2 separate regions of the Homo sapiens genome follow, and region 2 is linked to region 1. A link is a contact called in ENCODE Hi-C data. All regions are on one chromosome and are shown on one strand. The core of a region is the stretch at or near the end of the contact, and the rest is flanking DNA. Distances in the headings are between cores, read along the strand shown.

What was found. A loop is a pair of places that touch in the nucleus more often than their neighbours do. Pooled maps may share reads with other maps.
Region 2: a loop to region 1 is called in a map with no recorded cell type, with 34 times the contacts of the local background. The contact joins two enhancer-like sites. A Hi-C loop is called at or near these places in 2 of 37 single-sample maps with no recorded cell type and 3 of 50 pooled maps.

Annotation. Positions count from the first base shown.
Region 1 is chr16:70,735,852-70,739,791 of GRCh38, forward strand. The region is part of intron 13 of VAC14 (VAC14 component of PIKFYVE complex); the gene reads right to left. Among named protein-coding and RNA genes, the nearest start is that of VAC14-AS1, 17 kb to the right of the region's middle. RefSeq lists enhancers at 1,970-2,129, 2,102-2,632, 2,534-2,703. Within about 2 kb of position 1,825, at least 30 of the 41 ENCODE cell types and tissues checked have a DNase peak (open chromatin) inside an H3K27ac peak, as active enhancers do.
Region 2 is chr16:68,754,761-68,758,700 of GRCh38, forward strand. All of the region lies in intron 2 of CDH1 (cadherin 1), which reads left to right. Among named protein-coding and RNA genes, the nearest start is that of CDH1, 19 kb to the left of the region's middle. RefSeq lists enhancers at 1,767-1,911, 1,905-2,004, 2,496-2,640, 2,685-2,734 and cis regulatory regions at 1,839, 2,568. Within about 2 kb of position 2,136, at least 16 of the 41 ENCODE cell types and tissues checked have a DNase peak (open chromatin) inside an H3K27ac peak, as active enhancers do.

The sequences.
Region 1 (3,940 bases), core at 575-3,074:
CTGCTCCCTGGCCCAAAGGGGCTGTTTGCAGAATCAAGTGTCACATTCTTATAGATCGAGTTACCCCAGGCCCAGCTGGGGGCTGATCTCTAAAGAGGTGGCTGCAGAGACAGCTGTTGAGACAGCCCTGCCTCACTGTTCCCTCCCTCAGGAGATGAATTTGGTAGGCCGTGGTGGCCTGGCTGGAGGGCACTGGCTTCATGCTGCCCACACTGGAGGCACCCTGTTCACTGCAAGCTTCTCCCAGGTGCTTGTTTGGAGTGGGGAGAGGTGCGGGGCCGTTCCAGCCTCACAGGGGCAGTAGGAAGCACTGAGCATGGTGTTTAAGCCTCAGTTTCCTCATCTGTAAAGTGAGTGCAGTAAGAGCCCCTATTAAATGAGATAAAAACATGTAATGTGCCGGGTCCGGAGCCTGCCGCACAGTCTGCACTCAGTACACGGGGGCTCCTTTTTATTAGCAAGCGTCCCATAGCGCAGAGCACTGCGCAGGGCAGACCGTTCTCATTCTGAGTCTCAGAATGGATGTCTGGGGGCTGGTCTGAAATGTCTGAGTGGGGAGATTTCATTTCTGGCACAAATTCACAGTGCTCTATCAGGATGCTCTGAGGAAGAAGGGGGGCCACCTGTGACCCCCACACATCTGGGGAGGGAGATCAGCCCATCTCTCCGCTGACAGTCTGGCTAAAGATGGCAGAAGAGAAGGGCTGGGCTGCTCTGGACACAACTCTGAACTCCTTAGCCACAGCCCCTAGTGTGGACCCAAAATGGACTCTCAATGTCCAGGCTGCCCCTTGGACCCTGGAGCTGAGGCCCTTAGTGGAAGGGAGGAGGAGGGCAGTGTCACAGCTGCGAGAAGCCGCAGCAAGCGATTCACATCCTCAGCTGAGTGCAGCTCAGCCCTCACAGTGCTCCCAAGGCTTAAAGACTTTCTGCCCTCCCCAAGACAGGGTTGGGAGCCTTGGGAGGGGCTGCATTGAGACCACAGGTTTGAGCAGGGCAGTCTTTTCCCAGCAGGGGAGGTGGGGAAAGGGGCCACACTTGAAGGGGCAGGGAGGGCGGGCTGGACAGGGATGGGAAAGGCCTCAGTGCTCAGCAGGACAGGGTGGGGGCTGCTCGCTCTTTCCCAGCCTCAGTGGCCCCCATCGCCCCCAGCCACTCTGTTGATCTGAGCTGCCCTTTGGCTTGAGATGCTCTCTGAGGCAGGGCTGCAGGCTCAGGAGGAGGAGATGGGTGGAGAGAGAACAAGCTCACCCCGGGAGGGTGACTACAGGAGAAATGGGCCCCTCAAGTATGCTGATTTCCGCCTCACTGCTGCCTGCTCTTCCGCCCACCTCCGGCTCTGGCTCATCTGCTCTTGTAAGCAGGGTCCTGGGCTGGGTGCTGCAGGCGCATGAGGAAAGTGGGAGCCGGGACGGGGCAGCTCAGGGCACGCCCTCCAACACTGCGCTCCGAGGACCTCAGCGGTTTTACTCAGGGGTGCCACTGAGGCACAGCCCCCTGTAGATGGTGGGCAGCTGCTGCAGCAGGGGGCGAGGGAGAGGGGGGCCCACAACCCGGCTGTGTGTCTCGGGAGACAGGCTCTCTTTGAGGGGCCCAGGAGAGTGGGATTTCCATTCCCCAATCCTGCAGAGGGCAGGAGCATGAGGGAGAGTGCCATCCCTCAGCTGAAGGCCACTGTGCCTTGTATTTCTGGTTTGGGCAAGTGAGGAGCCTGCCAGCCCCTGGCAGGAAGTGCACGTGACCGGCGGCTGGCCAGGGGCACAGAGACGCACTCCACACAGAAACCCAGGCTGGCGGGGTGGGCGGCCGGGGAGCCAGCCCTGCAGATGTTACTAAGTGAAACCTGATGTGGTGACATGAGAATCCACAGAACGTCTCACAAACAACCTGCCCCGGGATGTTTTGGATTGAGTTTTGTGGTTATGACGTGAAGAAACCTCACATGTCAGGATAAAAATAACCCTGGCTTCAGTACATAACGCGAGTTACAGTTCAACAGAACCAGATGTGAAAACGTCAGCCACCCAGTTCAGGCCCAGCAGGGTCCCTGCTCCACTCCGGCCTCCCTCCCTGCTGGGGTTGGGGTCCATGTGCCCGGACAGCCCGTTGTGGGCTCAAGATCTGCTGCCTGGAGGATACAAGGGAAGGGCCAGAGGCCGCTCAGGGGAGGCAGCACCACCTTCTCCGAGGCCAGCTCCTCTTCTGTGAACCAGGCAGGGCTAAAGAGCATCAAGTCGTGCTTGGCACAGGAAGTGGTCCACAGAAGGGGTGGGTGATGGAGAGGCTGGTATGGAACCAAGAGGACAGGGTGGGGAAGGGGCAGTTTCCCCCAAGAATCAAGTGGCTGGGAGAAAGGGAGGCTGAGCAGGGTCTTGGGGGTGTAGAGTCTGCAGAACTGGAGGGGGTGCACAGCTACGTAGACAAAGGCCGCCGCAATGGCACCAACTCGGGAACCCACTCAAGGGGCAATCACTTTCTCATCTGTGGGCCGGCCTGGGTCGGCAGGACAGGAGCGCCGGAGGCATCAATCATAGCCAGGAGACTTTGCAGCTGCTCAGGTCAGAGCGAGAGAGAAGCCGATGGGATGCAGCAGGGCCCAGTGGGGACTTCCAGCTGACGCGGCAGTGGAGAGGTCATATAGCAGTCTGCCACCGGGAAAGAGCTATTGCTGCAGGGTGAGGGCTGGGGCCAAAGGCAGCGAGGAGAGGGTGTGGAGGAAGGCACCCCCTGCTGGTGGAGCAGGGGGGCTGGACTGCTGGGGCTTCCAACTGGACAAGGGAGGGCCTGGCAGCACGGGTATGAGAGGATGCCATTCTGGGCAGCAGTGCCGGGGGCCTCAGGCTCAGGTGATTGGTGCCCCTGCCTTCCATTATTTTAATAAACTTTCAAAAATAGGTACTGACCCTTACTGGGCACCTGGTGCCAGGGATTCCGGGGTAAGTAAACTTGGCCTGTGTGGCCTGCCATGACGCTATTCAAACTGAGCTGATGACACAAATCACCCAGCACTGGGCGACGCTGAGGAGCCTCCGCATGCACTTCCAGCTGGGGGTCTAAGAGGTCACAGCCAGGAGGGAACAGATGTGAACTTCACCACCCACCCAGGCAGCCTGAGATAAGCAAGTGTGTTGGAACAGAGGGGCAGGAGAAGCTGGGATCTCCAGGGAAGCCTCCCACAGGGGCCCTCTGCACCGGCCTGTAATAACTAGGACACAAGCAAAGGCCCCCTTCACATGCAGGGAGCATTTAGCCTAGCCCTTGCCATGTGGGAGCTCACAGAGCCCCCAGGCACCCCAGCACCTGGTTTATAGAGAGGGAAGAAGTAGCAGTGAGGTAGGACCCTTGTCCGAGGTCACGGGATGGATGGGCAAAGCAGGGCTGTGAATCTAGATCCCTCTGACCCCAGTGCTCGTGATCCCTACTGCTGCTTCCTGAGGCTGGGAGGGGTGAGTGGGAGGAAGGGGCTTCAAGAGAAACAGGTGCTTTCCTGGGGCTGGTGTGGCTGGAGGAAGTGGTGGCGGGCAGCAAATGACAAGAAATGAGGCATTGCCGTGGCCTGAGGCCAGGAAGGGGTCTCTGAAGTCACTGTGAAGAGAGGAGAGATGCCCCCATCACTGCCAGGTTGTGCCCATGGCCTGGCCCCTCTCCTCCTCCCCTCTGGCTGTGGAAGCTTCCAGTGCTGGCGCAGGTGGGATTCCTGAGTGGGGTGAGGAGTGTGGGCTCTCGGGCCAGGCTCCTGGCCCAAACAAGTGGGGAATGACACAGTGCTGGCCTCTCAGAGCTGCTGTGAGGACCCCAGGGGCTCACCCAAAAAGCCAGCACGCGTGAGTGCTCAGAGCAGGGCAGGGCCTAACGTGACCTCAGCCAGTGCTGGCAGCCATGATGATTGTTGCCGTGATTACTGGGGAAAATGGCTTTCTGGCTTTCTGCTAGAACTTGT
Region 2 (3,940 bases), core at 886-3,385, 2.0 Mb before region 1:
TGCTAGGCATTGGGGATGCAGCGGGGCCCAAACAGAGAAAAAGCCCTGTCCTCATGGAATTTCTCTTCTAATTGGAGGGGACAGGTAGATGGTGATGTATGGAAGAAAGAATAAAACTCAGCAGGAAGGGTGATAAAAACTATGCATTGGGGTGGAGAAATTTAGGGGCAGTCATCACTAAGAAGGATGGCATTTGTGTAAAGAAGAAGAAGTGAGGTGCTCAATAGATGTTAGAACTGGACTGTGTCAGCTGGGTGTGGTGGTTTATGACTGTAATCCCAAGCCAAGGCAGGTAGATCTCTTGAGCCCAGGAGTTCAAGACCAGCCTGGGCATGATAGAACCCCGCCTCTACAAAAAATCCAAAAATTAGCCAGGTGTAGTGGCATATGCTTGTAGTCCCAGCTACTTGGGAGCTGGGGTGAGAGGATCACTTGAGCCTGGGAGGTTGAAGCTGCCTGGGAGGTTTAGCCATGATCGTACCACTGCATTCCAGCCTGGGTGACAGGGCAAGACTCTGTCTCAAAAAAAAAAAAAAAAAAAAAATAGAATTGGACTGTATCTTGAGGGGACTGGACTTCTACATTCAAGTCTATATTCATGTCATTGAAAAAGACTGTTCTCTAGTCAGGCATTTTTCTTTTAATTTTTAAATTTTTTGTTAAAATAAATAGAGAGGGTCTTGTTACGTTGCCCAGGCTAGTCTCGAACTCCTGAGCTTAAGCAATACCCCCGCCTTGGCCTCCCAAAGTGCTAGGATTACAGGTCTGAGCCACCATGCCCGGCCAGGCCAGGCATTTTCTAGAGAAGGAATCCTGAGGGCTCATTTTCACATCTCCTTCATTTTTTATTTATTTATCTTTCTCTTTTGACCTGCCACTTTAGGAACATCTCCTTTAAAGGGTATCAGATTCAAACCAGGAAATAATGCTCATTCCAAGCCACTCCCCACCCCTCAGCATGTTGCCCAAGAGGAATATTGCTCCAGCAGAGTTTTCTAAATTTTTTTTTTTTTTTTTTTTGAGACAGAGTCTTGCTCTTGTTGCCCAGGCTAGAGTGCAGTGGCCTGATCTCGGCTCATTGCAACCTCTGCCTCCCGGGTTCAAGCGATTCTCCCACCTCAGCCTCCGGTGTAGCTGGGATTACAGGCATGTGCCACCACACCTGGCTACTTTTTGTATTTTTCGTAGAGACGGGGTTTCACCATGTTGGCCAGGCTGGTCTCCAACTCCTGACCTTAGGTGATAAGCCCTCCTCGGCCTCCCAAAGTGCTGGGATTACAGGCATGAATGAGCCACTGTGCCTAGCCGAGTTTTCTAAAGATTCTTCCTGCAGAGGGATGATATTTTCTAAACAGGCATCATTTAGGGCATATTTTTTTTTTTTTTTTGTGCATGTATACGAGTGTTCCTAGGACCTGGTACTTACTTTGGAATCTCACCTTCAGTACGAGGCTTCCTCCCCAACAAATTCTTCACCACAACTATGTGGGAGTGTTTGAAAAAGGGAACAAGATGACCAACTTGTTGGTGGGGAGAGTTGTGGCTTTCCTATTGGAAAACATCATCCCTTGAATAAGCAGTGAGGCAAACACCTGGGCACTTACTTTATGAACAGGTGGGGTGGGGCCCTGAGTCACCGACATTGAGAGGCCTCTCCTGGTAAGGTTTTTCAATATCAGGTTGAATCAGCGGTGACATCACCCTCTATAGTGACAGGTACTCTAGGTGCCGGCTCTTACTCATAAGTCCCAGGAGATACTAGCCCTAGATCTCGTCTCTGTTAGCTTCGTGCTAAAAGGTTTTGGAGAAATAACAGCTGCTTGGTGACGTTCATGTGGCTGGTTTCATTACCACCTAACTCCCAGGCTTGTAATCATGACTAAATTTTCTGGAGAAAATAGAATTTGTGGTTGTATTTCTTGTAACTTTTGCCTTCTTGTCTCAAGTCTGCATTTAAAAAGAGGCCGGGTGCGGTAGCTCATGCCTGTAATCCAGCACTTCGGGAGGCCAAAGTGGGAGGATTGCTTGAGCCCAGAAGTTGGAGACCAGATTGGGCAACAAAGGGAAACCCTGTCTCTACATACAAAAACAATTACCCAGGCATGGTGGCGTGTGCCTGTGATCCCAGCTTCATGGGAGGCTGAGGCAGGTAGATCCCTTGAGTCCAGGAGGTTAAGGCTGCAGTGAGCTGCGTTTTGCACCACTGCACTCCAGCTTGGGTGACAGAGCGAGACGCTCTCTCAAAAACAAAAAACAAAACAAAACAAAGCCCTCTTCTACTCCTTGAGGTTTTTGGATGTTTCAGAGCTGTATTTTGAGTCTCTGATTTTTGTTTTGTTTTGTTTTGAGACAGAGTCTTGCTCTGTCACCCAGGCTGGAGCGCAGTGTTGGAGTCTCAGCTCACTGCAACCTCCACCTCCCAGGTTCAAGCTATTCTCCTTCCTCAGCCTCCCGAGTAGCTGGGATTATAGGCCAGCGCCACCATGCCCGGCTAATTTTTGTATTTTTAGTAGAGACAGGGTTTCACCATGTTGGCCAGGCTGGTCCTGACCTCAAGTGATCCGCCCACCTTGGCCTCCCAAAGTGCTGGGATTACAGGTGTGAGCCATGGCAACCAGCTGAGTTTTTGATTTTGAAACTTCCTGTAAGTTGTACTTATTTTTCTTTGGGCTTTGTAATTTGGTTATGATTTTTCATTCTTCTTTCTGCTAATCCTCTCACTTCCACCATGGGAGTGTTTAAATACCTGGGAAGCTGTTGAACCTAGGAAACCACATTTTACTTGCCAGATGTGAGGTTTCATTTCTGGTTTTGACAGAGATTTGACTCTTCAGCATTTATTTCTCTTTTAGCCTATGAGCTTCTCTTAGAGAAGATGAACTGGGAGGGTGGAATGCAGCAGGATTGCCTGGATTCCAATCCCAACTGGACCCTTACTTTTCCTGTGATTTTGGGCAAGTTTCTTTCTCTTTCTTTCTTTCTCTCTCTCTTTTTCTTTCTCTCTCTCTCCTTCCTTCCTTCCTTCCTTCCTTTCTTTCTTTCTTTTTTTTGAGACAGGGCCTTTTTCTGTCACCCAGGCTGGAGTGGAGTGGTACAATTTTGGCTCACTGCAACCTCTGCCTCCTGGGCTCAAGTCATCCCCATCCTCCCACCTCAGCCTCCCAAGTAGCTGGGACTACAGGTGCATGCCACCACTCCAGGCTAATCTTTTTTTTTTTTTTTTTTGTATTTTTTGTAGAGACGAGGTTTTGCCATGTTGCCCAGGCTGGTTTTGAACTCCTGAGCTCAAGCCATCTGCCCGCCTCAGCCTCCCAAAGTGCTGGGATTACGGATGTGAGTTGCTGCACTGGCCTGCAAGTTTCTTTCTTTTTTTTCAAATTTTTTTGTGTCCCTCCCCTCTATCCCAACCCCACCCCATTTTGCCTAGGGTAGGCTTCTTTTTATTTCTTTTTTTTTTTTTTTTTTTTTTTTTTTGAGAGAGAGAGAGAGAGAGAGACCCAAATGGGAATTCCCTAGGGCCAGTTTCTTAATCTTTCTGTGCCTCAGTCCCCTCACCTGTACAAAGGGGATAAACATAGCCCCTACCACAAAGGATTGCAATGAGGATTCAATGAGTTAGCATGTGCGAAGTGCTTCCAGTGCCTGGTACGTAGCAACCACTCTTCATTTAGTTTTTATTGGCTGGGCTCCGTGGTACACATCTGTAGTCCTAGCTACTTGGGAGGTTGAGGCAGGAGGATCACTTGAGCCTGGGAGTTTCGAGGCTGCAGTGCATGCTGATTGTGCCCGTGAATAGTTACTGCTCTCCAACCTGGTCAATGTCTCAAGAATCGATCTCTAAAAAAACAAATTAGTTTTTCTCATTAGATGTTTCTGCTTTAGACTTGTGTCAAGGGAGTGAAAAAGCATGGGGCGGGGGGCGGGTAGTGTAAGTGTCAAA